Linked DNA regions of Homo sapiens: all the other regions are linked to region 1. Evidence: chromatin loops called from intact Hi-C (ENCODE). Cell type or tissue: Panc1. All regions are shown on one strand. Region 1 overlaps MAGI2 (membrane associated guanylate kinase, WW and PDZ domain containing 2). Region 2 overlaps MAGI2 (membrane associated guanylate kinase, WW and PDZ domain containing 2). Region 3 overlaps MAGI2 (membrane associated guanylate kinase, WW and PDZ domain containing 2). Region 4 overlaps MAGI2 (membrane associated guanylate kinase, WW and PDZ domain containing 2).

Region 1 (8,000 bases):
GAATGTTAATCACTAAGACAATGGGAAAAATGTCTCCAGGCCATGTCAGAGACCTTTGCAGCAGCCCCTCCCATCACAGGCCCGGAGGTTTAGGGGGAAAAAATAGTTTTGTGGGCCGGGCCCAGGGTTTCTCTGCTGTGTACAGTCTAGGGACTTGATGCTCTGTGTCCCAGCTGCTCTAGCTGTGACTAACAGGGGTCAAGATAGAGCTTGGGCTGCAGTTTTGGATGATACAAGCCCCAAGTCTTGGTAGCTTCCACATGGTGTTGAGCCTGTGGGTGCACAGAAGTCAAGAACTGAGGTTTGGGAACCTTCACCTAGATTTCAGAGGATGTATGGAAATGCTTGGATGCCCAGGCAGAAGTTTGCTGCAGTGGCAGGGCCCTCATGGAGACCCTCTTCTAGGGCAATGCAGAAGGGAAATGTGGGGTCAGAGCCCCCACACAGAGTCTCTACTGGGGCACTGCCTAGTGGAGTTGTGAGAAGAGGGCCACTGTTCTCCAGATTCCAGAATGGTAGATCTGACAGCTTACACCGTGTGCCTGGAAAAGCTGCAGATACTCAATGCCAGACCATGAAAGCAGCTTGGAGGGAGACTGTACCCTGCAAAGCCATAGAGGTGGAGCTGCCCAAGACCATGAGAACTCACCTCTTACATCAGCATGACCTGGATGTGAGACATGAAGTCAAAGGAGATCATTTTAGAGCTTAAAGATTTGACAGCCCTGCTAGATTTTGGACTTGCGTGGGGCCTGTACCCCTTTTGTTTTGATCAATTTCTCCAAATTGGCATATTTACCCAATGCCTGTACCCCCTTTGTATCTAGGAAGTAACTAACTCACTTCTGATTTTACAGGCTTATAGGTGAACAGGACTTGCCTTTTCTCAGATAAGACTTTGGACTATGGACTTTTGAGTTTATGCTGAAATGAGTTAGGACTTTGGGGGACTGTTGGGAAGGCATGATTGCTTTTGAAATGTGAGGACATGAGATTTGGGAGGCGCTGGGGCAGAATTATGTGGTTTGGCTCTGTCCCTGCCCAAATCTCTTGAATTCCCACATGTTGTGGGATGGAACCAGTGGGAAGTGGTTGAATCATGGGGGCAGGTCTTTTCTGTTGTGTTCTCATGATGGTGAATAAGTCTCATGGGAGCTGATGATTTTAGAAAAGGGAGTTTCTTTGCGCAGGCTCTCTTTTTGCCTGCTGCCATCCACATAAGATGTGACCTGTTCCTCCTTGCCTTCGGCCATGATTGTGAGGCCTCCCCAGCCATGTAGAACTTTAAGTCCAATAAATCTCTTTCTTTTGTAAATTGCCTAGTCTTGAGTATGTCTTTACAGCAGCATGAAAACAGACTAATACTCTCAACAACATCTGTTATTTTTTGTCTTTTTAATAATAGCTATTCTAAATGGGGCAAGATGATATCTCAGTTTTGATTTGCATTTCCCCGATGATTAATGATGTTGTGTGTTCTTCATATACCTGTTGCTCATTTATATGTCTCTTTTGAAAGATATCAATTCGTGTTCTTTGCTCACTTTTTAATGGGGCTATTTGTCTTTCATCTGTTGAGTTTCCTGTATATTCAGGATTTTACTCCCCTATTAGATGAATAGTTTGGAAATATTTTCTTCCATTCAACAGGTTGCTTCTTCACTCTGTTCATTGTTTCTTTTTGCTGTGCAGAAGCTTTTTAGTTTGACAGAGTCCCGTTTGTCTATTTTTCTTTTTGTTGCCTGCGCTTTTCTGTCTTAACCATAAAATAGTTGCCTAGAGCAATATCCTGATGCATTTCACTGATTTTTTTCCAGTTGTCTTATAGTTTTGTATCTTACATTCAAGTTTTTAATCCGCCTTGAGTTGATTGTTGTATATGGTCACAGACAAGAATCTAGTTTCATTCTTCTGCATATAACTGTCTAGTTATTATAGCACTGTTTATTGAACAAGGTATCCTTTCCCTCATGTGTGTTCTTGACAGCTTTACCAAAGATCAGTTGGCTATCAATATGTAGATTTATTCCTGGGTTCTCTATTCTGTTCCATTGGTCCATATATCTATTTTTATAGAAATACCATGCTGTTTTATTACAGTGACCTTATAATATATTTTGAATTCAAGTTATATTATACCTCCAACTTTATTCTTTTTGTTCAAGAATGCTTTGTCATTTTGGATTCTTTCTTGATTCCACATGAATTGTATGATTGTTTTTTCTATTTCTGTGAAAAGTGACACATTATTTTGATAGACATTTCATTGAATCTGTTGATTGCTTTGGGTAGTAATCATTCTACATCTTGAAATTGTGGTGGTCATTACATGACTATATGTTCAACAGAGTATATAGAATTGTTTATATGAAAATAGTGAATTTTGCTGAACATAAATTTTCACAATTTTTAACAACTGAAGGAAAAAATAGGTGTTTTCAGAAAAAAGATTTGAAAGATTAAAATATCACAATATTTAAACTAAATTATTAACACTGTAATATATATATGTGGTGCATTTTTTACTGAAATGTTACTATGCATCAGATGACTATACCATGATGGTGAGGATTGTTGTTTATGATGTTTGCTGAGGTAACTCTAGTGACAAAAATCGTACCTAGCACATAATAGGCTTTAAAATTATTTGTTTAATTAATAATTTACTAAATCTTCAATTTTTGCAAAACTTATTGCTCTCATACTATGTAGACATGCTGGATTAGTAGTATAATAAAAAAGACAATGATTTATCTTGTGTTGAGCAGAACTTATGGCAAACTTTTGCTATATTCTTTTGAAAATTATTTGCAGAAATAGCCAATGATGTTAATGCTTTTAGATATAAAGTTTAACAAAAAAAATTAATTTGATGCCCTTTACATAATACTGAAACTCCTTTATAAAGATGATAGTTTTTTTTTTTTGAAATGGAGTCTCACTCTGTTGCCCAGTCTGGAGTGCAGTGGCGTGATCTCGGCTCACTGCAACCTCCGCCTCCCAGGTTCAGGCAATTCTCCTGTCTCAGCCTCCTGAGTAGCTGGGACTACAGTTGCATGCCACCATGCCTGGCTAATTTTTGTATTTTCAGTAGAGGCGGGGTTTCACCATATTGGTCAGGCTGGTCTCGAACTCCTGACCTCAGTTGATCCACACATCTCGGCCTCCCAAAGTGCTGGGATTACAGGTGTGAATAAATATGATTCTTAATATTAATATGTTTACATTTATATAAACCTATTTTCCACTCTTTCATAGGGACATATCTATCGAATATCTATCATAACTATGTGGCTTTTTATTCTGTTATAGCTAACTTTTTCACAGACTGTAATTCCATACCATCAGTGCTAGAACGTATCTGCTGTTTTCACTAATAATGATTTTCTTATTATTACATCTAATTAAGTATAATTTCATCCCATAAAGATGAACCAAGTAAGTCTTCTTGTAGCCAGTACAAAATAAGGGAAGTACAGCGACAAGAAAGAGAGAATTAGTAGAAATTTATTTAGTAGAAATAATGAAGGACCACAGTGTAGGACTTTTAGGATCTTATTTTCATAAAGATATAACCACTACTTTGAAGATATGATAGATGGAAGCCTGGCTAATATTTAGAGAAACTACATTCAGTAGTTGATTATATCTTGAGAAGTAGTCTTAACACAGTGCTTAAAAGACAAGATGCTATAGATAAGCTTGAAGTACTGATAACCTGAATAGGAGTAAAACCGCATACACGCTGTGAAATAGCAAGCATTACAAAACGTGGCTGACCTTTCTTATGCCTTAAGATAGCAATTTGTGGTAACAGAGAAATGATGATGGAACATCGAGTAATACTATTTTCAACAAAATTGTAGGCTCTACAAAATCAGACACCTTATAATATTTGGGAAGACTAAATGGTTAGCATATGTAAAGTAATGTGCTACAATATCTTTCCAAGGTTAAGCACTTAGCAGTTTGCTGCTATTATTATCATCATTTTGATATCCCCTACACAGCATGTAGACTTTTGCTGAGTGCATAGAAAATGCTCAGCAAAATAATTTTAAGTTGAATTGCAACAATTGAAATAGTGATTATTTTCTTGCAAAAGAATAGCCCCTCCCAAGAAACTAGAAACAACAATAATTATCATGCCAAAGGCAAGGAAAACTATCATGTGAAAATAGAACTTGTAGCTTATGTTTAGAGGACATTATCTACCATAATTCATATGACTTTTAAAATGTGGATAATATACATAAAATGATAAAAAAGTCAAAAGAAAGTTGAAAAATTACTAATTCTTTTTTCATGCATTCATGTGTGTATTTTCACTTTGTCTTACCATAGTGTTTTTAAACACGAAGTTTTAATTTTAAATAGTGATTTTTTTAAAGGCAAATACAGAAATTCAACGATATAGTACAAAAGAAATTATAGGAAAAAACGATCCTTAATTTCCCTTTAATTGAAACACCTTCTGTTTAGTCTATTTTTCTATTAAGATTACAGAACAAAATTACCATAACTGAGAAAGTGAATGTTGACTTTGCCGTTTTCATCTCTAGGTATCTACAGAGGGCAGCAAAGAGCTTCAGTTCAAAGACTAGCAGGTCGGGTTAGTAAGTTTCAATCGCTGCTTTCTGATTCCGCATCATTTGAAGCACTGCAAAGTGTCAAAAACAAGGTTCAGTTTGCTAAACTTATGCGATTGTTTGTTGCCATATGTGGAACAGAGTGAGGGGGACACATGGATCAGATCAACTATTTAGCTGCAATCAAGAAAAGATTTCAAATTAGTACATTGAGTGTGTCATTTTACTAAAACTAACCCAAAGCTTGATACAACAGTGATTTTTTTAAAAAATTATTTTACTAAGATATTACAAAATAAATTGTCAAGTTCTCCCAAACTCAGATCACGGTGTTTTATAAAATTATAAACTGGTAACTATTAATGAGTAGTGGGCAAAGGCAAATTCTATAATGATCTAAGGTGAGCTTGGTTTTAGGTGTTTTCTTATTAATGTATCTATATATCTCTGATTCTACAATTTCATTCATCAATTTTTATGATAATAAAATCCAAAATATATCCAAGAGGCCACTAGTACACCTGTATTCACTGAAGTAATTCATTGTTCCAGAGAGTGTTCTCATTCTGAGATGGAGTTGACCTTGTATGAGTTTCTTAAGATATGCCATTGTGAAAAAGAAGAGAAGAAATACTGTGCAGAGGGAAAGGTGAAACTGCAGTGCAGGCCTAATTCAACAGGATGCTTGGGACCTAGAATGGTCCTTGAGTCCTCCTAAATCAGGCTGAGAGGGTGAGGTCTTTATACTCCCACCTTGTCAGTAAGTGGATGTGGGCAATACCAGGAAGGGGACTGACTGTAAGCAAGGCAGCTGGGGCAATCCTGACGAGGCAGCAGGTCCTTCCTTAAAGGTATATTCGAGTGGGCATCATGATGTCCACCACATGCATATGCAATATGAAGTAATCAAAGTGCCTTATGCTAACACAGAAGGGGTGACATTTTCATTTACTTAGCAAGCTTTGTTATCTTTTACAATATTAATTCATTAACATGTTTAACAGGAAACTATTATATTAGCAGGTCTGTGTTAGCTCCTTCAATTTCTTGTCTTTAACAGGTGAGAGAGGTAACAAATGAAAATACTGAGGTTAATGCCCCATGCAAGGTTTGTATTAAGAAAAATAAATCACTGAAACACAAAACAAAATGACTAGGGAAATGCTTAATTGTACAGTCATGTGCTGCATGATGATGTTTCAGTCAACAATGGACCACATGTAGGACAGTGGTCTCATAAGATTATAATAGTGTATCTTTTCTATGTTTAGATATATTCGAATACACAAATACTTATTGTGTTACAATAGCCTACTATTCAGTACAGTAACATGCTGTACAAATTTGTAGCTTAGGAGCAATAGGCTATCCTACATAGCCTAGGTATGTAGTAGGCTACACCATCTATGTTTATGTAAGTACGCTCTATGTAAGTATACTACGGTGAAATTGCCTGAGGATGCATTTCTCAGAACTATCCTTGTCATTAAATGACACATGACTGCACTTAGAAGAGCAGTTTACAACACCTTCAGGCATTCATTTTTCAAAGAACCAATTTAGATAGGGACAACTGATGTTTTAATTTGAAACCATTGTAATCTCATTTAGGGAAATCCTTAGAAAACCAGTACTAAAGCAAGATGGGAAGGGGGCAACAGAGAGGTTGTTTTGTTTAAAAATAAACTGAATTGCCTTTTAGTATTATAAAAGAAATATGTACTCATTAGAGATATATGGACAAATAAAGAAATATAAAGAAGAAAATTGAAAATTACCTATAATCTCCACATCTATCAACACAGAGAAAATCAGTCAGTGTTTTTTCTTCTAATCATTTTTCTTTTGGACATATATAAAATTTTGATTCAGATTTTCTCATTTATAGATTGTTTTCTCTATTTCATTGAAAAATATTCAAATGAAAGCATGTATCTTCTGCAGCTTGTTCTGCTTGATGTACACAGCATTTAATGAGCACCATTACAAGTAATGGTATCAATAGCTGAACTATGGTGCATATTTCAGACAACTTCTTTGGACGAAACTAAACAAAATGGAATTACTTGGCCCAAGAGCACTAACATTTAGGTTCTTGATATATTGCCACATTGGAGTCCAAAATAGTGTGCATCAACTTAGATTGCCACAGACAGTATTTATATCTTTTCCAATAGTTCTTGCAAGATTTGAAAAGGAAGATAATATTTCACTGTTGTCTAATTATTTACTTTTTTGTTGTCTAATTAATTACTTTTTTGAAAGTAAACATTTTGTATTCAGTTATATATTTTTTCTACAAAATGTCTACCTAGAGAATGAGTGTTTTTTTAATAATTTATTTCTTTTTTTAAAAAATTTAAATTTTTTTATTAATATAGAGATGGGGGTCTTGTTATGGTGACCAGGCTGATTTAAGATCCTCCCACCTTGGCCTCCCAAAGTGCTGGGATTATAGGTATGAGCCACTGCACCCAGCTTAAAAAAAAATTGATTGCCAAGTTCTCTTTACACATGAAGGGTATACGTTTCTTTAATACATTAAAGGTATTTTGTTGTAATTTTTTTCCCCAGTTTGTCATGTTCTCATCACTTTTGATTACCTTCCGAACCACACATTTGTGTATGTGTGAATTCAGACGTGCAAATAATTTTCTTTGTGGTTTCTTCCCTTTTATGCTTCTAAAGTATTTTCCTAGCGATCTTATATACATATATCCATTTAAATTTATTATAGTAATCTTAAAAAATACTCATCTATATTTTGTTTCATTATTTAGCAGAAGACAAGGATATAAATAGATGATTCTTTTTCAATTAATTAATTACCCCAAATTATTTATTGGAGAGGTATTCAAACTTTTTGGAGCACAACCCACAGTAAGAGAAAAAATAAATTTTACATCACAATCTAGAACACGCTGACACACGTGAACACTTATATACATACCTATAACTGAAATGAAAGTGTCTAAAATAATTTTTATCCTCAGTATTATGTGATGAATTCTAATATTTTCTATTATATTATATTCCTTTCCTTTCCATCCCATTCCGTTTCAAATAAAAAAAAACTGCCTGTGGTTCACAAAATTGATCTAACAATTTATTAATGGTTCTTTCTGGAAAATATGACACACTGAATTCTTCTCTGGTGATCTGTACCTTATCTTATTTTGAGTTCTGATATTCTGGTATATGTTAAGGAACTGTAAATTCTGTTCCATTAGTATTGATTTCTAAGTACTATTATAATGTTTTAATGACTTCAGCTTTATAATATGGTAGAATGTTCTATAGAACAGGTCCCTTCCTCATCACTCTAAATTTTAAGATTTATCAGAGCTAGTCTTCCATATTTATTTTTGTTGGTTAGTGTAATCATTTTGTCACATTTTATTTTATAAAGAA
Region 2 (8,000 bases), 590 kb after region 1:
GTACTCTCTTTAATAATATTTGTCAAAGGAATAAATTAATAAATATAGAGAGGAAAGTCAGAGGGAGGAGTCTCTGACAGAGACTGCTATTTGGCTAGTGTATTGCAATCTAAGTACCATTCATCTTTACCTTTTTTCTCAGAAATAAAAGTGACCCCAAATCCTAGCAATATCCCCACCTTTGGAACTACTTTAGGGAAAGGAAAGTAAATTACATTGCTCCAATAGGGCATCTCAAGAGTTTTCTTTATTTTATATGGTTAACCTGTAGTAGAATCAGTCACCACAGTTTTTCCCCTTTGGTTTAAGTACCACACAGACCAATACAAAAGGTATTTCCTAGAGGAAAGAGAGAAAAGGTAAGTGGCTTGAATGGTTTTCCTGTGGCTTCTGCAGTGACAACCCACGTGACTAGCAAAAAGCATTTGTACTGATTTTAGTTATAAGGAAAACCAACCATGATAAGCAATAGGAGCATTGATTTTTAGGTGTACTTATCTGGTCTTTCCCTTTTATGTTTTAGGTTTTTATATTTTAGTTTATTCACAGCCAGCACACCTACATTGCTATTCCGCAAATGCCTGAAGCTAAATGTGAAAAATTTTCCCAATGTCCTGGGATCACCAAGGGACAAAGCTGTGGAATTTGTAAAGATGACCCAAGCTCCTGGAGTTATGCCAGTCATCCTTGATGAGACTGGAGATCAGCTCCAGGACCAAACTGTTCTTTTGAAACCCTCCACACCAGAGGTCACAAGAAGCCAATCTCCTAGCATGGAGAAGAAGGCAGAATTAGCGTTCCAGGGCACTCAGCTCCTCAGTGACTTGTGCTTGGATGGCTGAAGCTTCAAATTGCTATGCTAAATACATCAAGTAATTCACATAGGTAATAAATTTAGGAACACAACAGTCTTCCTGCAAAACTACTCCCTCTTCTGCCTCTCCCTAAGAAAGAAAAATATAATTTCAACTTTGTCTTCTCTCTTTAAATTGTTCATCATTGCTTTAGGGTACACAAGCAAATGTTTGTTTTATTCCTGATCTCAATTTACACTGTTTTCTGAACTCCAGTTTCATAGCAGTTTGTCAATATTATCTTTCCAAAGGAACCAAGCAAACTGCCAGAATGCATTTCTAATGGCCTCCTGGTGGTAATTAAAATGTCATTTTTGAAATAATAACCTGCTTGTTGTACCTGACTTGAAGTAACTGCTCAGTTTTACTTAGACTGCATTACTCTTTCCATATTGAAGACCTATATTTAAAGTAATCAAAGAATGCTATATTTCTTGAAGTGTAATAAAACCCCAGCAAATTTGACATGTACCCTTTCTACCATGGCTACGTGCATGGAGCATTTGCAATGCAATTTAGATCACACCTGGTATTGCTTCTCGGCCTTTTGGCTAAGATCAAGTGTAGATCACACCTGGTATCTTTGGGGCTCTATTCTTCCCTGCCACACCTCTCACTCACGGAATTAGGGTCGGAAAGCAGATTCAACAAATTATCTTAATATGACCATCAGGAAAATCTCCTCATCCTAATCATAGAGTGGAGTGGTAATATAGGATAGCAGTTGTTTGAGAGGAAATATGGCATAGCAGTTATGTGCATAGACTCCAGAGCCAGGCTGGCTGGGTCCAAATCCCAAATCCATCACTTATCAACCATGTACATTCTGGACAAGCTGTTTAGCTTCTCTGTGTTCAGTTTATCTGCAAGATATTGAGAATGGTACCTCCCTCACTGGGGTTTTGTGAGTTAATTTATGTAAAATTCTTACATTAGTTAGTGCCTGCCACATAATCAGCACCGTGTAAGTGTGAAACATGATGGTGGTGATGGTGATGATGATGATGATGAAACGTAGATTTGCTTGGTGAATTTTTGAGTATCTACTTCAAAACATTTATGGCCAGACCGTAAAATTATCAGGAAACAGCTCTGTGATAGGCTAGGAGTTTGGGAATACAATAGCAATTCTTTTTGAGATAAACCACATAGGAATCCTGGTTTAAGAAATCACTGGTGTGGCCTTCTGGACTGAGCCCTTTCCTGATAGTTAAGAAGCTTGGGAATTCCTACTTGTTCAGTTCCTGACAGTGGGCAAGTCATTTCTCCCCTTGAACCTCTATTTCTTTATTTGTAAAATGAAGATAGTGTATTAGATGAATTCGGAGGTGCTTTTCAGCTCTAAAATCCTATCTTTTTAATCAGCTGTTTGTAAATCTGATCACATTTGGAGCACACTGGGAAAAACTTGCCACTTTAAAAAGTACAATGTGACAACTGGGAAAGTGCTTTATTATGGCAAATTCTCCCTGTTGATTCTAGCTTGTTAATGTGGCTGCTCAAAACCCAAGTTTATTCACAGCCAGCACACCTACATTGCTATTCCACAAATGCCTGAAGCTGGAAGTAAGAGGCTCTGATAGGAGCTCAGCCAGTCATCTGCACCAAGCCCACAGTCCTCTCTGGGTTGGGCATGAATGCACCTGAGTGGTGCAAGTTGTTTGAGACTGACTTGGCAGCCTTCACTCTCGGAAGGTTGCCTGGTTTCTAACTTCCATTTGCACATATGTTATCTGCCTCTGCCTCCTACTGAACAGCCATCTACCCCTCCCCCTGCCACACACTGGCTTGTAATAACTATGCATATTTCACATCACCCAAATGATTTTGAAGTTATTAATTATATTAAATTGTCTCCTGGGGAGAACCCATACACATACACACCAATTCATGCTTTGAAGGTAAACATTAAATTTTTCTGTGCCAAAGAAAATGAAAAGGGAAGAAATACGATAATTGAGATGAAATCTTCCTCCAGTTAATTGTCACATAACAAAGATGATAAAGTGTCGGGTGGAGAGAAAAGAGGGCTAACGTTGAACAAGCACCTATTCTGGGAGGCCTGTGACACTCGATGTTGTTCAGCAATGTTTTATTTCATCATTAGAGGATATGCATTGTATTCCCTACTTTACTTTTTTTCCCAAAAAGTTTCACAAAGATTCCTTGTCTAGAGTCACACACAGCCAGTAAACAGCTGGCATTCTGGAATGTGACATTACCAGAGGACACTTCACTATGCTTTCTGGAGGTCTTCAAGACATCCATCTTGTAATTCTTTTAAATTCCATTTTGTTCATCTGTAACCAATGTAATGAATACCCATTTTATTTATACCTTTATGAACATACGATTATAAATTCTGAATCTTTATAAGAAGAGATGTCATATTTGTTGGTAAAATTGCCTTGAATTTACCATATTCTTATGATTTAAGGTTGGAGAAAGGTTTTATGTGCTACGGCCGAGTATTTGCTCTCTACAGTTGAAATCCAGACAAAATGTGGAGGATGATACATGACATTAGCCAGTAAAATGTAATCAAATGGCACGAGCGTCATCTACTGGTTGGGTTGTCCCACCTCAGAAACACTCAGTTGGACTGTATAAAGTGATTAAATTTTGTTTGCAAATGCAATCCAGAAAAATATATCCACTTCAGATACCTTTTTAAAAAACAATAACTGAAACAGATACTATTAACTGGAAATCTACAGACAAATAGGACAAAATGAACCACTTTTTTTTAATGAACTGCATTTAGATGAATAAGTTAACTTAAATATAACTAGCAATTTGCAAACAACAAATAGCTGTAAGTGCTCTGTGATTCTTTGGTAGCTTCCCCTCACTCCTCATTAGACAGTGATGAAAGCCCTGGTAAAAATTCTTAGCCAGAACACCCATTAGGGTGACTATTATCAAAAGAGAAAAAAAGGGGGGATAAGGAAAGGAAAAATAATAAGGTGAGGGTATGGAGAAGTTGGAACTCTTGTACATTTCTGGTGAGAATATAAAATGGTGCAGCTGCTATGGAAAACAGTATAGTGGTTCCTCAAAATATCAAAAATAGAACTGTCAAACAATCCAGCAATTTCACTTCTGGGTATATACCCAAAAAAATTGAAAGCAGGATTTTGAAGAGACATTTGTAAAACCCCCGTGTTCATAGCAGCATTATTTACAATAGCCAAAAGGTGGAAGCAACCCAAATGTTCATCAGTGAATGAACAGATAAACAAAATGTGGTATATACATACAATGGAATATTGTTCAGCCTTAAAAAAGTAAGGAAATTCTGAAAAATGCTACAACATGGATGAACATTGAAGACATTATACTTAGTGAAAAAGGCGAGTCACAAAAGGACAAATACTGTATGATTCTACTTATGTCAACTACGTAGAGTGGTCAGATTCATAGACAGAATATAGAAGGGTGGTTGTGAGGACTGCAGGGAGAGAAGAATGGAGAGTTCTGGTTTGATTCGTATAGTTTGAGTCTGGGAAGATGAAGAAGGTTCTGGAGATGGGTGGTGGTGATGGTTGCACAACAATGGGAGTGTACTTAATGTCACTGAATAGTATACTTAAAAACAATATGGCAAATTCTTTGTTATGCATATTTTATCATCTGAAAAAAAGGTGGAAGTTGGGCAGGAGAGAAGAACATAACAGATTGTGTTAGTTCAGTCTGCCTTATTGCCCAGACTTGAATTTACCCATGTTAAAACTTTGAGCCTTTTCTTCTTCTTATATAAAATGTTAATCATAGGGAGAGAATCACAGTTATTTGAAAGGATCAAATAAATTCTTAGATGTTATGGGTGGGGGTGTTTGGGGGGGACTCTTAGCTGGAACTCCTGCTCTAAGTCCACAGTCTTTTCTACTTTTCTAGTTATCACAGCTAAGCTAGCCAAAGTTCCTTCCTTGTCAGTTCTGAGACACTAATTGCATAGAGTTCTTCAGTTATCCAGAGAGGGAGGAAACTAACATTGCTGAATGCTGAAGATGTGCAAGTGTTGCAACAATGATCTACTTACGCAATCTCTCAGCTGTAGAGCACGCTACGCTATTCCCATTTTGCTAATCAGGTAACAGGTTGAGAAAGACAACCATGATTATACAATTTGGTGCACTCGGTCATCATTTAATGCAGGTAATACAGCCAGTATATGAGTCTACTTTGTCTACCTAAAATAGAAAGGAGAGGGTAAAGGAGACAGAATGTTATCACGAATTGAGCTCCTGTGGTGTATTGATTACTGGTTCAGATTTCCCAGACTTGCCATTCTCTGGGGTTCATCTACGTGATCTCCATAAAGGTGATCATCTTCATGAAGTTAGCAGTTGCTTACATCTGATCATGCAAGACTGTAAAGTAACCCCACCCTCTCAGTTCCCTTTCATGTATTCCCATTCCCTTCCCAAAGTATTTCTGATATGTGGTGTCACATCTATGCTCTCCAACCAGTGAAGTCAGCTATAGGGTGCCTGCTAGACATAATGCTGCCATTGCTTCCCCTGGGCACCTCTTGTTATCACTGCCATTGCCTTTGCTGTTTGTCTTCCAGCTGCCATGGCACTACCAGCCACCAGCCACCCTTCACAGGTGCTGCTCTCTCAGCTGCACATTGCCACTGGTTTTAAATACCCCTTCTTCTTTCACTAGGTGCCACAGTCCCCCCGGTTCCTATGCTGCTGCCATTTCCACTTTCAACTACGTATCAGGCAGAGACACCTTATCTCATCTCAGTCTCAGGTAGAGACTGCAGTTCTTCCTGGGTACAGTCACTATTGCACTGGAACCTTCAGATACCTGAGTATGATGGTCAGTGCCTATTTGGAAGAGAAAAATTTTTCTTCTATTCTGATAACCCTTGTAAGATGAGTACCAAAGTGAAGTTACCGGTGTCTCGAAGTCTAACACAATTTTAGTGAGAGCACCTTTTCAGGATGTATTCACAGTGCTCTGTCTCCCTAAATTGCAGAAATGAATTTAGGGAGCTGACACACAATAGATTTGAATGGCAGGCCAAACTATATACAAAAATCATTCCTCCCTACTGACTTTGAGACTATTACCAACTCAAAGTAATTCTTCCTTCCGAAGTTTGTTTTCTGGAACCCCTTTTATCCTATGTGAAAATAGTATCCTGAGTAGCCTACTTCACCATTTCATCAGACTTTTTCAAACATCTTTAAATCCTAGTAGCAGGCACAGATTAGGCCTCACCTGGATATCCTACTACAAAATTTCAGTCTCATTTAAATCCTACAAAACCCCTGTGAGGTACATATTATTATCTTCATTTTATAGATAAGGAAATTGAGTGGCTAAGTAACTTGCCATTAAACAGCTAAGCCATTAACATTAAACAATAAAACAGCTAGTTAGTGGTAGAATCAGGATTTGAGCCAAGGTTTGGCTGATATCCGAAGCCCAGGCACTTTATCACCACCTCCTGCCATACCTCCCAAGCTCAGTGCAGGGCTTATAAGGTGCCAGCCACCTTCTTCAATCACACAGCTCAGCAGCAGTATTTCTCAAGCCTGCTACTGCCCCTGAATTACAACTGCATTAGGTCTAGGTTGCACTTGGTCTTCATCACACATATGTTTCGTGTGCTCTGCACTGTGCTGATGCCATGCAGAAAGCTTTTAACACCTTCATCATTTCATGTAGGAAAGTAGTATTTTCCTTTCTGAGTGCTGATTAGAAAACTCCATTAGTCTAACGTCTTTGTTTCTTTTTTTTTTTTTTTTTTTTTTTTTTTTTCTGAGACGGAGTCTCACTCTGTCACCCAGGCTGGAATGCAGTGGTACGATCTTGGCTCACTGCAACCTCTGCCTCTCGAGTTCAAGTGATTCTTCTGCCTCAGCTTCCTGAGTAGCTGGGATTACAGGCGACTGCCACCATGCCCGACTACTTTTTGTATTTTTAGTAGAGACAGGGTTTCACCGTATTGACCAGGCTGGTCTCGAACTCTTGACCTTGTGATCTGCCTGCCTCTGCCTCCCAAAGTCCTGGGATTACAGGCGTGAGCCACCGTGCCCGGCCCCAGTGTCCTTTCTTAAGGTTGACTCCCGCTCTGAGCTAGTACTCTGAAGTTTAAATGTTTATTGTTGTTTGATTTGGTTTGGTTTTTTCCCATCACACATGGGTTACATAAGCTTCTTATAAAACTGCTTAGTGACTGACCTCTGCTATTTAGAAGCACTTGTGTAATTTATTCTAGAAGGGTATTTGAGCTCAATGCAGAGGGTGACAATGAAGAAGGTGAAATTGTCTCCATTTGGCTTCCCCTGAATTCTCCATTATAAGGACTCAATTACCATAGACAAGAGAAATGAAACTGACTTTTAGGTTATCATCTCATTCTCCCCTGCCAATACATGATTGTTCTCTTCAGTACTGTCTAGAATATTGCTGATTCTAATTATAAATCAATCAAGCAACAGGTCTTCATTTACAGTATTCCCCAAAAGGATAATATCATTACTGTCACCCATTTTGGCTACTGCTTGAAGTATTCAGCTTGGATCTAATCTTGTCCTTCACTTTGTTCTCTTACTGACGTTTCTACAGAGATGTGTTTACAGTTTCTTGATATATTTTGGGGGAAATTTTTGTTTTTATTCACTTCTAAAACATATATTTTCATAATTTTTTAATTTTTATTTATTTTTATTTTTTTATTTTTAGACGGAGTCTCGCTCTGTCGCCCAGGCTGGAGTGCAGTGGCATGATCTCGGCTCACCGCAACCTCTGCCTCCCAGGTTCACGCGATTCACCTTCCTCAGCCTCTCAAGTAGCTGGGACCACAGGCGCCCGCCACCACGCCCAGCTAATTTTTTTTATTTTTAGTAGAGACGGTGTTTCACCATGTTAGCCAGGATGGTCTTGATCTCCTGACCTCGTGATCCGCCCGCCTCGGCCTCCCAAAGTGCTGGGATTACAGGCCCAGCCTATTTTCATAATTTTTAAGGGGTGAGAGAGGCTTATGTTTACTCTGTCAAGGCTCAGTTCTTTTTTATATGTGTTTTGTTATAAAGTGTGTTAGCAAGTCATCTCAAGGTGGATTATTAATAAATAATCCCTAGTCTTTTTCTATACTCACACTTCCTCCGTGTTGACTTGAGTGGT
Region 3 (8,000 bases), 220 kb after region 1:
TAGTGAAAAAGCACCCATAGGCAATGTAAACTAGTAAGTGTGGCCATGTTCAAGTAAAATTGTTTTTTTTAAAGTAGGTGAATAATCCATAACTCATAGTTTACAGACACTTGAGTTAGAGGATAGTAAGAAAACTTCCAAGTTTGAGGGAGCAAGTGAAGATAAATTCTATGCCCAAAAATACTTAAAGCTTATAAATAATAAAACAGTTAAAGTTTTCTAGGGAACTAAAGACTTAAAACATTTCATTGTCCTCCATACAAATCCTGTGCAGGTAATTTTTTTTCTTTCCAGTTAAACTCATTATTAGTGTTTGAAGGTTATGAAAAGACATTTCACTTAAAAGAGTTTAATTTGATAATTAGAACAAAGATCACATACCAATGATTCTTCACTTAAATTTTTTCTCTGTAAGTCTATAATTTTTAAGCTATATATCTTTGCCACTAAGTTAAATGAATTGAATAATGACTATTGCCTCCCTAATCAGGTTTTATTAATCAATGCCAATATATTATCCAGAAATTATTAGATCAAAGAAACCATTACATTCATAGAATCTTTTTTTTTTCTACAATTTTCCAGTTTCAGTTGAGTTTTTTATTTTGGAACCTAAATTACATTTTCTGAAGTGTTATAGCACAGCATGTACCTATCTGGGAAGAAAAAAAAAAAAACATAAGCATTGCAGAATTGGCCTGATTTAAATTATTCTTGGTGAGCAGGTGGTAGAGATGATAATTGGTCTCTCTATGATGATCTGTTCCTTTCAACTATATTTAAGTAAAACAAAACAAAAGTCATACTAAATAGTTTAAGAAAAAAAGCTCAGCCTTTTTCCATTTGAGACGAAGTTTTAACTAAGCATGACAATATGACTTGGATCCGGACCTCTGAAAATCAAGTTTGTTTCTAGCATGTCACATTTTAAATTTGATTGCTTTATGATAATCCATCATTTATTTAAAAATCATGTTGTTAGTAAAAAGTTTTGATTCCTTCAAAGATTTGTTTCCAGATAGAAAACTAGGAGTGGAATGAGGAAGATCATTCTGTTTAGTGAATGTACAGTCTTGTACCACATAACGAGAGTTCAATAAACCAACAGCACTTATGATAGTCTCATAATATAATAATATCATATTTTTACTGTGCCTTTTCTATGTTTAGATACACAAATACTTAACATTGTGTCATAGTTGCCTGGAGTATTCACTACAGTAACATACTGTATAAGTTTATGGCCTGGGAGCAATAGGCTATACCATATAGCCTAGGGGTATAGTAGGCTATACCATATAGCCTAGGGGTATAGTAGGCTATACCATCTAGGTTTGTGTAAGTACATCCTACGATATTCGCACAATGACAGTATCAACTACAGACACATTTCTCAGATATATCCCCTTTGTTAAGCTACACATGACTGTATTTAGACGATAAAATTAGGCCAATGAATTAGGAGAAAGCTTAGCTCTAAACACCAAACTAGCAGATATAGTTTGTTTTAGAGGGCTCAAGAGTCACCTTTTTTGGTATCTGCAAAATGAAAAAAATTCAGCTGGCATTACAGTACAAGTCAGTTATAATGAGGATTATTAAAACAGCAAGCTGTCTATGTGCACATCCACATAAACCACTTAGTTACACAATTAAAATTTTTCTTTTTGTCACTGGAGAATCCAGATATCACTGGTTATCTGTCAACTGTGATTACAGCGATTAGTTTAGGGTACGTAATCCAGTAAGAGCCAAAGGAGATGTTTTTCTGGGATAGAAAAGAAGTTGTTTCTCTCTTCTACCAGAAGAGAGAATTTCCTTCTCCAGATGGTGTGGTGTGAGACTGTGAGGCTCAGATCAGTAACAGGGGAGCCTCGAGGGGCTGCACAGGGCAGGGATGGGGAAGCCCAATTTGGCATCTGAAGATTACATTTATATCACGTAATGGAAAGAAGGAGAGAGATCAGGTCATTGGTGACTTCATTTGAGCTACTCAATAAAGTTTGCCTGAAGCTAAAAGTCCTACCTTTCATTTGCAATAAAGATCCCTAAGTACATAAAAATAAATACATTAAAGTACTCTCTTTTGAATTGTAATTAAACTAATTCCAAGAGCTAAGGCCTGAAATAAATGCCAAGAATCCCTCCAAGGAGCTGCAACATTTAGAAAGATGGCAAGGGAAATCAGAACTGGTATTTTATCCCCAAATTCCCTATCCTGGAGTTTCTGTTACTTAGGAGAGCTTTGAAAAGGATATAGGTCGTATGGAATCATTCCAGGTCTTCATTCCTTAAAGCCAAATTAAGGTTTCAGTTTAAAATATGGGCTAATGAGGATTAAATATCCTGAAAGTACTTAGATTCCTTAACCAATCAGAGTGAAGTGGAAAGACCATGGTTTGGAGTTAGTTCCATGTTCTGGGTTCAAATTCTAGCTAACTCACTAACTATGCAATGTTGTGCAACTGTCTTTACCTCTCTTATTATCAGTGTAAAAGACTGATAATATACTTACCCTGAAGGAATTTCAATATGTTTAAATAATGGCAAGTTTAGGATAAGTACTTAGTACAGGATTCTAGCAGAAAATATCTGAAAACTCAACCTCCATCATTAATAGTACCATCATTTTATTTGTTTTACATTTCTTTGAATATGATTTCTGCAAACATTATGTCTCAAGGCCACTAAAGAAAGACTCTAGCAGTACTCACTCCTTAGGGAGTAGAAAATATTCATGATTATTATAATCTGGGAACAGACTTGGGGAGAGACAAATACAGTCCTACTGGCTCCCTTCAACTCCTAACCTGAGTCTACGCTGACGTAACATGGTATCGTTATATGAATGAACACATTACCTGTTCTACGTTATACCATATATATTTAATAAACATAGGTAACAAATAATATGTGACTTTTTTGCAAATAAATTCCAATCCAAGTTAGTAAATGTTTGTGTGCTGCCATCCCTGCCTCCCCACACATCCCTTTCCTGCAGTTTTATCAGGTTTTCTAACACATCATTTCTCTGTCTCCTCTGAGGGAGTACCACCTTCTGAATTACTCATAACATGGTGCATTAGGATTCTAGTTCCAATAGATCAGAATTGGAAGTGGTATTGGTATCTACTTAGAATCCTTGCTCTAGGTATTTTCCTGTATTTATCAGTAAATATTTATTTTATATGATGCCATAATATTTTCTACATAGGCAGGCCATGTTACATATTGAAATTAGCCATACTGGGTTATAATAATTAATTACATGTATGTTTACATAAAGCAGGTATCGAAATTGCACAGTGATTCACTCCATAACTCCAGAAACCTTGGAATGGCTCACATCCGTGTTTGCCGGTGCCCATGATACATGATTAACTCATAAGTCAATTTCATACAGCATACTAAAACAATTAGAAATAGCCATAACAATTTATGGGGTCAGTAATCCAGGCTCGAAAAGTCAAAGTGAGCTCACAGATTCAGAAGTAATCAACCACACGGTGACACAATGTCAAAAACTGCTAACATTGTAATGAAACATACATCAATGATTCCCTAAGTAAACATTTATACATCAGACAGTCACCATCATGAAAGAGATGTTATAATGTATTGCTTCAATGACGTAGCCTGTGTATTAACTAATCCCTAAACACTCATTGACAGGTAGTGTCTCATTCTCTTTGCCTCAGATGATAATGGCCCATTGAAGCTATTATTGTTTCAGTAGGAGAAAAAATTGTAGTGATGCATTTTACATTTCTATGGGGATTTTTTTTTAATTTATTATACTTTTTACCTTTCCTTTGTCTTCTAAAGAAAAATAATGGTATAGGTTTGGCAGCACACTACAATGCTTAACTCCTGAAGAACAATGCCATTTTAGAGTAATCCAAAGCCCCTATTCTATAACCAAAAGTAATGTTCAGCTGGAATTGACTAACTTTGCATGAACCAAGTGGTGAAGCTGAGTTGCCTAAGGTGTCTCTTTTCTTTCAATATATTTTCAGCAACCATAATTATGAACACATAAATGATGTAAAAGCAATTCCATCAATTCAAAGATTATTAAAAAATAAAAAAGAGGATTCCAGTTGTGCATGGACATATTGAAAAGATCTTACAAGGTTGCCCGTGGCCGAGTTGCAGAGCCAGGGTTGGTTTGTAGATCAGTATGAAGCTCAGAGGCACCCCACCGTGTATGAGAGGCATTCAGCATGCAACAAAGAATTTTCTTGTGTAAAAGAGAAGTAAACATCATCACTAAATATCAGACAGCACATATCTTTGTAAATATTATCTTCAGTGCTCTTTTAAGCTTTTGTTTATAAAAATAGTGAACTCTATATCAAGCACAAATTTAGGCACAGTAAATTATATCACATGCTTTGCGGTGGATTACCAGGTAATCCAATTGCTTGGAAGCCATTTCTGGTACACTAGGGCCTCCAGGTAGAACGGCTTCACCCCATTCATTGACCAACGAATGGAGAAGCACTTCACCATTTTTCCACTCTGACACACATGAACCGCATGTTCCCATGGGCAGATGAAATGTTAAGCACAATCCCTGGCTAGCTAACTATAATTACTTTTTATACATTTAATTTTCTGCTTAAGAAAATTATCAAAATACCATGGGAATCTGGTATAATGTCTAAAAATAATTTTCACAATTTTCATTGAGTTATGATTGGCAAGAAATTACTCATAACAAACTCTACAAATGACACCATGATGTTGAGGGTCCCTGTTCTGGAGAAGCATAATAAGAACTGTCACACACATCTGGGGAGTCTTAGAAACAGGCTGCAGCATCAATGTGACACAAAGTTCACTGCTAAACTGAAAGCCTATGTCATCTCACCCAATTTAGAAGACCTATCCCAGGATGTAAGCACTCCACCATGACTGAGGGCACAGCTGCCTGCTACTATAATTTTTTTTCTGGCATAGACAAAGGAGCAGAGTGGCTGATAACAAGACCATCAAATAGCTGCTGCAGGAGGGACTTCAGGTGGGAAGGACAAAGGAAATAAACAGGAGAGCAGGGCTTCAAAGAAGATAACACACTGTGAACTGCTGGGGAAACAGCAGTGGCTCCTATTCCCCTGCCAGGTAAACATAGCAACTGATTTAATTGGGTGGCTTAGTCGGAGAAAAGATACTCAAAAGAACAGGGGTCTTACAGGTATTGCCTTAATCAATGACACACAAGTAAAAGCTACAGCTAATGTACTAATTTTTGCATGTAGTGTGGGTAAGATTTTTTGGTAATTGTGGAACCTCTGAGTCACACAGAGAAATGAAGAGGGAGCAGCAGCATCAGGCTGGAATTTAAAAACAAAGAGCAAGGTATATACATGTTGAGAGGTAGCAACAGGGTTTCTAGGAATGCCAACTCTGGAGCCAGGCTGAGTGGGTTTGAATTCTGACCATACCATTGACTGGCTGTGTGATCTTGAGTAAGTTACCTAACCTCTCTATGCTTTGGTTCTCTCTTCTGTAAAAACGAAATTATAACTGAATTTATCTTATAGCTTCCTTATAAGGATTAATTGAGTTTATGAAAAGCATTTCAAACAGGTTTTGGTCTATTATTGTTTTAGAAAGCTAAGCTCTTATTATAACTGTCATTTTATGTATGTACTTACATATACATATAGTAAATTTATGTATGTACTTACGATTACATATAGTAAATTTATCAGTCTGAATTATTAGTTTTACATTAGAAAATTACAATTATCAGTAATTGAGGCAAATTATACTATAGTTTTAGAAGCTCAGTTCAAACCAAAAACATTTTAGAAAACATGTATGCAATGAAATATGCTCCTTTACTTATAAGGAGCATTTAGGAGGGGTTCCTAAATTTTTTTTTCTTTTCTTTTCTTTTTTTTTTTTTTTTTTTTTGAGATGGAGTCTCACTCTGTCACCCAGGCTGGAGTGCAATGGCGCAATCTTGGCTGACTGCAACCTCTGCCTCCCGGGTTCAAGCAATTCTTCTGTCTCAGCATCCCGAAGTAGCTGGGACTACAGGTGACCACCACCTCGCCCGACTAATTTTTGTATTTTTAGTAGAGACAGGGTTTCACCCTGTTGGTCAGGCTGATCTCGAACTCCTAACCTCAGGTGATCCACCCACCTCGGCCTCCCAAAGTGCTGGGATTACAGGCGTGAGCTACCGCGCCTGACCCCTAAGTCTTTAATAATAGCCATCAAAATGTTTCATTTGGCCCATCGATAAAGAAGCAGAAAACCCTGAGCTAGCAAAAACACATCTCATCTATTCATTTTAGCCCTGTGCCTTTGACATTTGATAGTATGTTGCTGTTTGTTTCATTCTTAAAGGAGTGTCCTCAGATCACTTTTTAGTTTCTGCCTTGGTATAATAAACAGTAGTCAATGGACTGATGTATTACATAAAAAACGGGCACTATCTTCAGAACTTAGAGAATAGTAGTATATGCCCTGCTCTTTGTTTTACAAATATGACCCTGCTACAGTTGTTCCCTCTTCATCTCCATGTGTGACACAGAAGTTACACTGTTACCAAAATGTCTTAGCCACACTACAAGGGAAAAACAGAAACTTAGAAAATAGAATGTAGGAAATAGTCAGAAATCAGCACTTTTTTTCTCAACTTAGAAAACAGAAGTAAAGATAATATGAAAAGGATTTTTGTGATTATTTTCCCACAGTAACATTGTTCTCCAGACTGGAAGTTGACTTTCTAACTGTTTCTCCATAAAAGGTGGACCTTTTAGTGTAGGTCCTATGAGATATGCATGCAGAGACTATAATGCCCTTTAGAGAATCAGGCAGCATGGATGGGAAACATTTCAGAGACAGAATTGCTAGGAGAGGGGTATTTTTAAAAATAAAATCTGCATTTATTAACATAATGCAAATATGATGAGACAAACTTACATAAATACATCATTTTAATAAATTACACTGTGGAAAAAATTAATAGACCTCCTGGTTTCAGACATTGCAGAGTGCAACCTTCTCCAGGACCTCTTCCTCAACCTCCAGGGCAGGTTGGTGCCCCTCTTGCACTGGCCTTTGCTTCACAGACTTTTAAATACCTCATCACCTGTCCCTCTTTACCACTAGTACTGTATGTTTCTTACTGTAGGAACTGTGTCTTTTTAACTTTTTAAAAATTCATACAACTTAGCAGAGTGTACCACAAACAGCAAGGAGTTTATAATTACTGAAAACAAAAAAAAAGGCATCTTTGGGTAGTTTCTAGATATTATAAAGTGAACAAATACTGTGTTTCTAATGTAAAAGAGTTGAGCAAAGACAATTTAACAAAAATCTGTGAGACCTCAGAAAATTATTACTGAGGAAGGAAGAAAGAAAGAATGAACGAAAGAAATGAAAGAAAGAAAGAAAGAAAGAAAGAAAGAAAGAAAGAAAGAAAGAAAGAAAGAAAGAAAGAAAGAGAAAGAAAGAAAAAGAAAGAAAGGGAGAGAGAAAGGGAGGGAGGGAGGAAGGAAGGAAAGAAGGAAGGGAGAGAGAGAGAGAAAAGGAGGGAGGGAAGGAAGGAAGGGAGGGAGGGAAGCAATTTTGGTTGAGTATGAAAGTATGTACTACCCACATAAGTGGGACACTTTGAACAATGAAATATAGATGTTTTCACCAAAGAAGGGAGTCTTATTTTTTTCCGACTTCAGACAATTCATCTTCATCCATTAATTTTTCCTTTTTGTAATATGTACCTTTATGCTAATTTTTAATATGCAAATAACTTACAAATATATGCTCAGCATTTGAGTACAGGCTGTGCTTTATTACATATTACATGCATGTATGCAATGTACTTACATTTTATTTATATATATACATATGTCCCATGATATATGTAAATATATACATATATCTCCTATCATATATGTATAAATGCAAAGACATATATTCTACTATAGTTTTTTTAACTACAAAATAAAATTTGGAATGAAGCAGGAATTATCTTGGACTAT
Region 4 (8,000 bases), 670 kb after region 1:
CCATCTTTTCTTGAAAGAATTATTTGAAAGTTATAACTGCCCTAATTGTAAAATGTTCTGACTGTCTAGGTGTAATTAAAAAGTAATGATATCACTTTAGAGTTTGTGGTGATTGTAATTATAATATTACTATTAATAATTTTATAATTATAATGGTAATTATATTACTATTAATATTAAACTATTATAGTGATTGTAAACATACCATTTTAGTAAGGGAAATCAGGACTAGTTTTAGAAGTGTCATTTTAAATCAAGGCACAGTCATGTTTCAGTTAAACTGAAAGTAATGGATGTGAACCTCTTTAGTCCTTTTTTTTTTTTTTTTTTTTTTTTTTTGAGACAGTTTCACTCTTGTTGCCCAGGCTGGAGTGTAATGGAGTGATCTCAGCTCACTTCAACCTCTGCCTCCTGGGTTCAAGCAATTCTCCTGCCTCACCCTCCCAAGTAGCTGGGATTACAGGCATGTGCCACCATGCACAGCTAATTTTGTATTTTTAGTAGAGATGGGGTTTCACCATGTTGGTCAGGCTGGTCTCCAACTCCTGACCTCAGCTGATCCACCCGCCTCAGCCTCCCAAAGTGCTGGGATTACAGACGTGAGCCACCGCACCCGGCCCTCTTCATTTCTTAAACAGATTCAGCATTGCATGCACTCAACCTCTGGGGAGAGTGTTTCTCTACTTCTCTGCAAGTTTACGTAATTTGTGTGTGAGGGAGATTTGATCCATGAGTGAGGAAGGCAGAACAAGGACAACCAGAGTAGCACCTCAGGTTTCTCCAGCAGTTACAGAAAGCCCATGGAATTGTGAAAATGTTTAAGTTTCTTCAGGTTCTCCAGGCTTTCTTAGAATCTAAGCTTTTTTTCTAATCACAGTCATATATTCTCTGTAGGTCTGATTTTCACCTGTGTCCCTGGGTTTCTTATAGTTCTCCTCAGGAAAGTGATTATGATTGTTGGTGTGAAATCACAGCTACTTTATTGTCAGTGATGGCTCTAGTTATTTCTGGCTGAGGACTGGCCTTTCTTTTTGAAGAGGGCATAAGGTCTCTCTGAGCACCCATTGCTTCTACATGACTCTATCAATGGGAACAGTATTGTGATGTTTTTTCCCGTTTGACTTTTTGCCCTCATCAAAAAATACGTTGACTCCAATTTTGCCCCAAAGAATAGCTCTTGAATTATCAAGATCAAATTTAAAGTCTTCCTAATTTTCTCTTTCATCTCCTTTGAATTTCCTGGAACTTCAGAAAGTGGCCTCCTGTTTTATATAATACTATGCTCCTGATTAAAAAAAAAATTGAAGGCAAGCTCTAAGAAATGTTGTATGTGCATGTTCTTTATTTCATACCTTGCTGTGGTTTTTTAAGTATGTCAACATTTGTATCAGTTTCTTTCACCCCAAAGTTTGTTAAGAATTTGGGGGACTTGTTTCTTTATGATAAATATCTTTAGATATTTTCTTCTCCCCTGTTAATCTAAAATAATTTCCTCTACTAATCTTTCTGTGATTCTTTTCAATTTAGTTTTAGGAAATGTTTTCCTTGTCACCTTCTACCCACAGACTTTGAATTTTCTATTTTCATAATTTTCCATATTGTTCTTTTAGTACTTCAAACAATTTGTAACTAATTATGGGTTTTAGATATAGAAGAAAAATAATTGTGAGGCACGAAATATGCATTCTCAGTAATTCACATACCCCTGGCTAGACCCTGAATAGAAGAGATGTAATTTGCTTATAAATGTTACATATATATTGAGAGGCCGAGGCAGGTGGATCACAAGGTCAGGAATTCAAGACCAGCCTGGCCAACATGGCAAAACCCTGTCTCTACTAAAAATAAAAAAATCAGCCCATCGTGGTGGCACGCCCCTGTAGTCCCAGTTACTCGGGAGACTGAGGCAAGAGAATCGCTTGAACCCGGGAGGCGGAGGTTGCAGTGAGCTGAGATCGCACCACTACACTCCAGCCTGGGCGATGGAGCAAGACTCTGTCTCAAAAATAAAATAAATTCTAAAAAATTACATATATAAATCATTTCTTCACAGGCTTGGGGATTTCTGCTTCCTGGATTGAGGTATCATCCCAAAAATCAGAAGCACAGTTAACCATTACACTAACTTTCCCTAATTCTAATATCTCCTTCTAGACTTACGTTTTCTCCCTGGCCTCAAATAATAAAGGGAAGCGGTTGTTTACATCTGCAAAAATATGGTATAGATATATTTGCCACACTGTTTAAAGGCCACACCCTCTTTATACTCACACCTTTTTTTTTTTTTTTAATTTATTTTTTTTGAGACGAAGTCTCGCTCCATCACCCAGGCTGGAGTGCAGTGGCACGATCTCCGCTCACCGCAAGCTCCGCCTCCCTGGTTCACGCCATTCACCTGCCTCAGCCTCCCTAGTAGCTGGGACTGCAGGTGCCCGCCACCACCCCCGGCTAATGTTTTTCTGTTTTTGTTTTTGTTTTTTGGTGTTTTTTTTTTAGTAGAGACGAGGTTTCACCGTGTTAGCCAGTCTGGTCTCGATCTCCTGACTTTGTGATCCACCCACCTCGGCCTCCCAAAGTGCTGGGATTACAGGCATGAGCCACTGCGCCCAGCCTCATATCTTATATATTAATTATAATGAATTTTTTTTTAGCACTTAGAACCACTTCAGAGCACGAAGAGTCAAAAACTGACTAAAAGTCAATAATCAATTTGCATAGAAAAATCTCTGAAGGGTCACAAAGATAATTATTACTGCTAACTTGATGGCTAGAGCCCTGGATTTTAAAGCTTGCTTTGCACTGTTTTCCTCCATTGTGTTTCTGGATTTTGTACCATGTGCATGTTTCACTGTGTCAAAAAAAAAAAAAAAAAAATTTATATATATATATATAAAAGATGGTGAGCAAAAAAAAGTCACTATACAATGTGCAAATATTTTAGTACCCATATTAGAATTCTTCTCATTTTAGAAGGTTTAGGAAAAGTAAGAAAATGGATAAGAGCATTCTTTGAGCAATAATTGACAATCTGGACTTCTTGATGAACTGACTGTGTAGAATGCGTGACTGCTCCCTTTCTGAAGACACTGAAATGTGTCCTACACTTTTCATTACAGAGTATAATCTATAGTACAGCCACGATGAAAAATCAATTATATAAGTTTACAAATAATTATATTAGAAATAAAATAATCATAATTTCCCATATATAAAAATCAACACAATCATATTTTTCTTTTGTCCAAATATCAACCCTGAAGTGTTGATTTATTTACAAGAGCCTGTAGTTCAAATTCTAAGCCAGCTTCCAGCAGTGAAGCAAACAGTCCTCCCACCACAATCCAATAAAACCTTAGATCAATATAACAAACACACTTTTTAATGGGATTATTGGGTTTGCACAAAAGCATGGAGAAATCTTTAAGCCCCACCACATCCAACACAGTGGCCACTACCACAAATGAGCAGAAACCAGAGTGAGGAGGAGTCAGTTATAAGCAGACTAGAAAGCCAAAGTTGCTCTGGGGGTATATGAGAAGACCAAGCTTTGGACCAGTATAAAATTGGGGAGCTGCGTTTCTGATTTTGCTTTAAATCAGTTGCTCTCAAAGGTGCCAAAGTGATGCCAAGTTTGTAGCTCGGTAGCAGCCCCTGGTGCCCAACAAAAGCAAATGCAGAACTCTAGAGAACATAATAGAGAACTTGAAAAGAATGCATGGTTTCTGAAGATTGCTTTTCCTCCTTTAAATTACTTAACCCCATTACATGTCTCTATTGAGGAAGAAAAGCTCAATTGATGCAAACACCTTTTAAAGAAGAAATACCACCTTTATGTATATCCTTTTCTGACATTTGCATTACTTTTTGAAAACCCCTAATCTAAAAATTATAGAAAATTGACCATACCTTTTGTTTCTGTAGGCAGAAATCATTTAAATTGCTTGACCAATTTAACTACTCTATTTAGTATTATAAATAATAGAATTCAGTGGTAATAATATACAACATTTACTGAACACCTACTATATTCTAGCAGTTTACTACTCTAAGCACTTTATAGATAAGTCTCATCTAATCCTTATAGGTAGGTAACTTCATTATCCCCATTGTACAGTTAAGAAAATTGAAGCATCCACAGAGTTATTAAATAACTTGTTCAACCTCCCACTTTAAAGGACAGATTCAAACCTAGGTGGCCTGACACAAGCCTTAACTATTACGTTCTACTGCTTCTTATGGAGACTGTTGTTATCGGGGAATTTTTAAAGGAAACGTAAAAAAAGTTTACATTTCAAATTATTCCTATTCTCTTTATGAACTACAAATATGTTCCCTGATCCTTTTTTTCTCTCAGCTTAAATGTTTTCCAGCCATGCCTACTTCCAAAGAAATAATATGAAGACAAGGAGAAAAAATTATTGGATTTCTTAAAAGTTGTCACATAGCCATTATAAATATAAATCACAGGGTAAAATAAATTTTGGAAATTCAAACTTTATGACAGTTTAAAGGAATAAATTTTTCTATCTACCTTAAAAACAAATCAATTATTTTCCCTCATTTCAAAAGACGGCAGTTACAGAAAGCTGCATGTTAACTGTATACATAGACTGTGTCACATGAAAATATGGATAAGATATTAAATGTGTATTCTTCTTCTTGAGATGGTTTTATCTTGGCTTCTGGTTATTCTTTAATGAAACTGGGTGGGAACGTTGAAAACCATGACATTCTAACTTATCATTGGTCTTGTACCTGAGAAGCAACATGTTAGATACTGGCAGGGCAATAAACAAGAAAGCAAACGGAATGGCTGCCATGCATATTTTTGTAATATCAAAACCTTAGACTGTACCAGAACCATAGAATTTATAAGGACTGAACTAAATGCACAAATACATACATTTATTCTCTCCCAATTAAACGCTTTCAGTTCCTGCACTATGTACAGATCTTTGAGCCCTTCTGAATTTCTTATGGAAAGGAGAAAATTATATTTACTGAATTCAACAAAACCCTCAGGGCAGGCAAGATGAAAGGAATTAAATTTCTTAATTCTTCACAACAGTTAAAGTGTAGGTATTAATAAAATATGTTTTTATAGATCATTGTTTATAAGACTATATGTTATAAATGTCTGTTTCGTGCCCCAATGTTTCTATAGAATTTCTAGGAATTCTATTTAACAGTCCTAGTCCCACAGAAAATTTTTACATCATTAGCATCCTTTAAGAAGAGGTGTTTCTTCTTTACTGAAATATTCTTTGTTTTTATTGTCAGTGAAAAAAAAAAATTCTTGTTCTGGTTTGAACGACATCTAAGAGACACAGAAACGCAATGGGGAATGCACAAAAAATGTCAGTGTTTGATAAAGTCTGTTCGTTTTAGCAGTAAATAAGGAAAACATTATATTTTACATATGAAGCTGAGGCAGGAGAATCACTTGAACCTGGGAGTCAGAGGTTGCAGTGAGCCAAGATCGCCACTGCACCCAGTCTGGTGACAGAACAAGACCCCGTCTCAAAAAAAAAAAAAAAGACTATTTTTCAATTTAACAATAAAAGCATACTGAGAAATGCATCTTAAAAGTCAAAAAGGACAATTTTACTTAGCCACTTCCTAATCAAATATAGCTTCACGCCACTATAAAAAAGGTAAAACATGCATGGGTTATTTGGCTCCTTCTCCCTAGTCAGAATTTAAATAGTCCAGAAATTCTCAAACCACAGATCTGATATATATATGATGTGTGCGAGAGCATGCTTACATGCACATTTTTCTCATCAGGCTGCATGGGACTAGGAATACTCGCAGGAGTAGCTGACACAGGCAAGCTTGGTTGGCGTGTAAGGTCTGGTTATTTCCCTCCCATTATTACGAAGTTTGCTCGGTTCTTAACGGGTAATTTCTTAACAACTTACACAATATCCAATATATGTCATTTTTAAAAAATTTAAGCCGATACAGAAGAAAGATATATTATCTAAAATGCAGCAAAGTTAATTTCTATTTTCCATATTAATCAGGGAAACAAATATGATATAGCATGAAACAATAATTTGCAGTCCTTGAGATGTTAAATATTGGTTCAGTGGACTGCACAGTGAACTGATCCAGTACACCATTTTATGAGTTGAATTGTGCCCCCACCCCCAGATTCATATGGTGAAGTCCAAACCCCCAGTATCTCAGATGGTGACTTTATTGGGAAATATGATCATTGCAGATATAATTAGTTAGGACGTGGTCATCCTGGAGTAGGGGTAGACCCTTCATCCAGTATGACTGGTGTCCTTATAAAAAGAAGAAATTGGAACCCAGATGTGCACACAGGGAAAATACCATGTGAAGACTGCAATTATGTTGCCATGGGTCAAAAAGCTACCAGAACCTAAGAGAGAAGCCTGAAATAGATCCTTCCATAGTGCCTCCAGAGGGAGCTGGCCCTGCCAACGCCTTGATATAGGACTTTAACCTCCTGAATGTAAGACAATAAATATCTATGATTGAAGCCACTCAGTTTGTGGTGTTTAATTATGGCAGCCCTAGAAAATTATTACATATCATTTGGACCACATTCTCCTTGACTGTACACTGCCTAGCTTAGTGCCTGATGGTTAGTATGCTCTAAATAAATGTTTCTAATAATGCAGGAAATATAAGACCAGTTTCTTCTCTCACTGACAAATATTGGAGTTCCTCAGACAACTGCTTTAGGTACCCTTGTTTCTAATTGCTACACTGTCTTCCTAGAAAATTTTATTCAGGTATTTTATGTCATTGAGTATCACTTAACAAATCATTATTGTAGTACTCTATATAGTTGCTCAGAGTTGGGGGAGACATGTCTTCTCCACCCTCCATGTTGCCTTGAATGTCTAGGAGAGTACTGAATTTGCATTCTACCATCTCTTTTACTCACTCTGCCCAGAAGAGGTGCAGGGATTTATCTGAGTGACACAACTTGGAAGATGAACCTGGACCTTCTTGGCTCAGTTCCCCTTTTCTTCCCCTAAATATTCTACTTTGCCCTTCTGGGAACAGATTCTACCCTTACATGGAAGCCCTGCCCTGGTTCCACACTGCCAATGAATAAATTGGTCCTCTGGGTTTTGCCAGAAGCCCTTGATTCTCACATTAAACCGTATCCCTAGGTGAGCCTTTGTGAGTAATAAATATGGGAATGTTATGGATCTTTATTTGCCTTATTCATTTTTTTTGTCTTATTTTGTTAAGATGGGAGAGGTAGGTGCTACTTATTGCTTCCCTCTCAGCTTAGTTCACAGCAGCCTGATAAAAAGGTCTATAATCTCCCCCATTAAGGTCTTGTCAAGTATCTTACACACTATAGATATTAAATTCATGTTTGCTACTTTAATGCTTGATTAATTAAGAATAAAGAAATGAATGAATAAACAGATAAACTGGGAGAACTTTGTCCAGTAATCTCTGATACATCAACAAATATGATTATAGATTTCTCCAAAGACTAGATCCTTTTTTAAGAGATGTCCTACATTTCTCTTGAGAATTTAATGGTATTATACAGTAGAAGGAAAGTTCATTTGTCCAAAGCCAAGCTTCTTGAATGACTTCTCTATTAGGATAATTCTGTATTTTCCTTTCATTCATTTTTAAACCTATTCCAATCTGGCTTCACCAACCACTCCACCGTAAATACTGCCGTAACTGGCAGCCAGTGTCACCAGTGATCTGCACATCATTCGGTTCTACAGATTTTATGTCCTTGTCTTGCTGGACTGTGCAGAAGCTTTGGCCACAGTTAAGTGTCTTGTCTTCAACACCCTTTGCTTGGCTTTTGCAACATGAAGTTTTTTTAATTTTCTCATTGCTTCCATGGCTGCCCTTTCCTCTTCTCTTTTACCAGTCCATTGTTTCAGTGACTTAAATGTTGAAGTTCATCAGACAGCTGCTCCAGATTCTTGTTTCCACTTCTCACCCTGTCTCTTGGCAATTTCATTTACTCATGGCTAAAATTA

Evidence for each region. Hi-C counts contacts between places; a loop is a spot of excess contacts. Peaks named below come from ENCODE experiments on the same cell type or tissue, not always from the same donor. Only the 100,000 strongest peaks of a DNase experiment are listed, where the experiment ranks them.
Region 2: a loop joins it to region 1, with 7 times the contacts of the local background. A loop is called at or near these places in 11 of 110 quality-filtered maps.
Region 3: it touches region 1 in a loop (2.2-fold over the local background); 4 of 110 quality-filtered maps call a loop at or near these places.
Region 4: it touches region 1 in a loop (11-fold over the local background); 41 of 110 quality-filtered maps call a loop at or near these places.

What each region holds. Positions count from the first base shown.
Region 1 is chr7:79,173,639-79,181,638 of GRCh38, reverse strand. The region is part of intron 1 of MAGI2 (membrane associated guanylate kinase, WW and PDZ domain containing 2); the gene reads left to right. LOC105375366 (a long non-coding RNA gene) reads right to left here. Exons shown (of 3, transcript XR_927698.3): 3 at 4,443-4,660. Among named protein-coding and RNA genes, the nearest start is that of MAGI2-AS2, 170 kb to the right of the region's middle. In Panc1, CTCF peaks have their summits at 4,392 and 4,591; a DNase peak (open chromatin) is centred at 4,628; H3K4me3 peaks cover 220 bases; H3K27ac peaks cover 234 bases.
Region 2 is chr7:78,583,054-78,591,053 of GRCh38, reverse strand. The region is part of intron 3 of MAGI2 (membrane associated guanylate kinase, WW and PDZ domain containing 2); the gene reads left to right. Among named protein-coding and RNA genes, the nearest start is that of MAGI2-AS2, 420 kb to the left of the region's middle. In Panc1, CTCF peaks have their summits at 3,190 and 3,413 (motif pointing left); a DNase peak (open chromatin) is centred at 3,423.
Region 3 is chr7:78,955,187-78,963,186 of GRCh38, reverse strand. The region is part of intron 2 of MAGI2 (membrane associated guanylate kinase, WW and PDZ domain containing 2); the gene reads left to right. Among named protein-coding and RNA genes, the nearest start is that of MAGI2-AS2, 50 kb to the left of the region's middle. In Panc1, no CTCF peak of the experiment used is centred here; a DNase peak (open chromatin) is centred at 3,496.
Region 4 is chr7:78,506,426-78,514,425 of GRCh38, reverse strand. All of the region lies in intron 4 of MAGI2 (membrane associated guanylate kinase, WW and PDZ domain containing 2), which reads left to right. Among named protein-coding and RNA genes, the nearest start is that of MAGI2-AS2, 500 kb to the left of the region's middle. In Panc1, CTCF peaks have their summits at 3,399 and 3,630 (motif pointing left); a DNase peak (open chromatin) is centred at 3,655.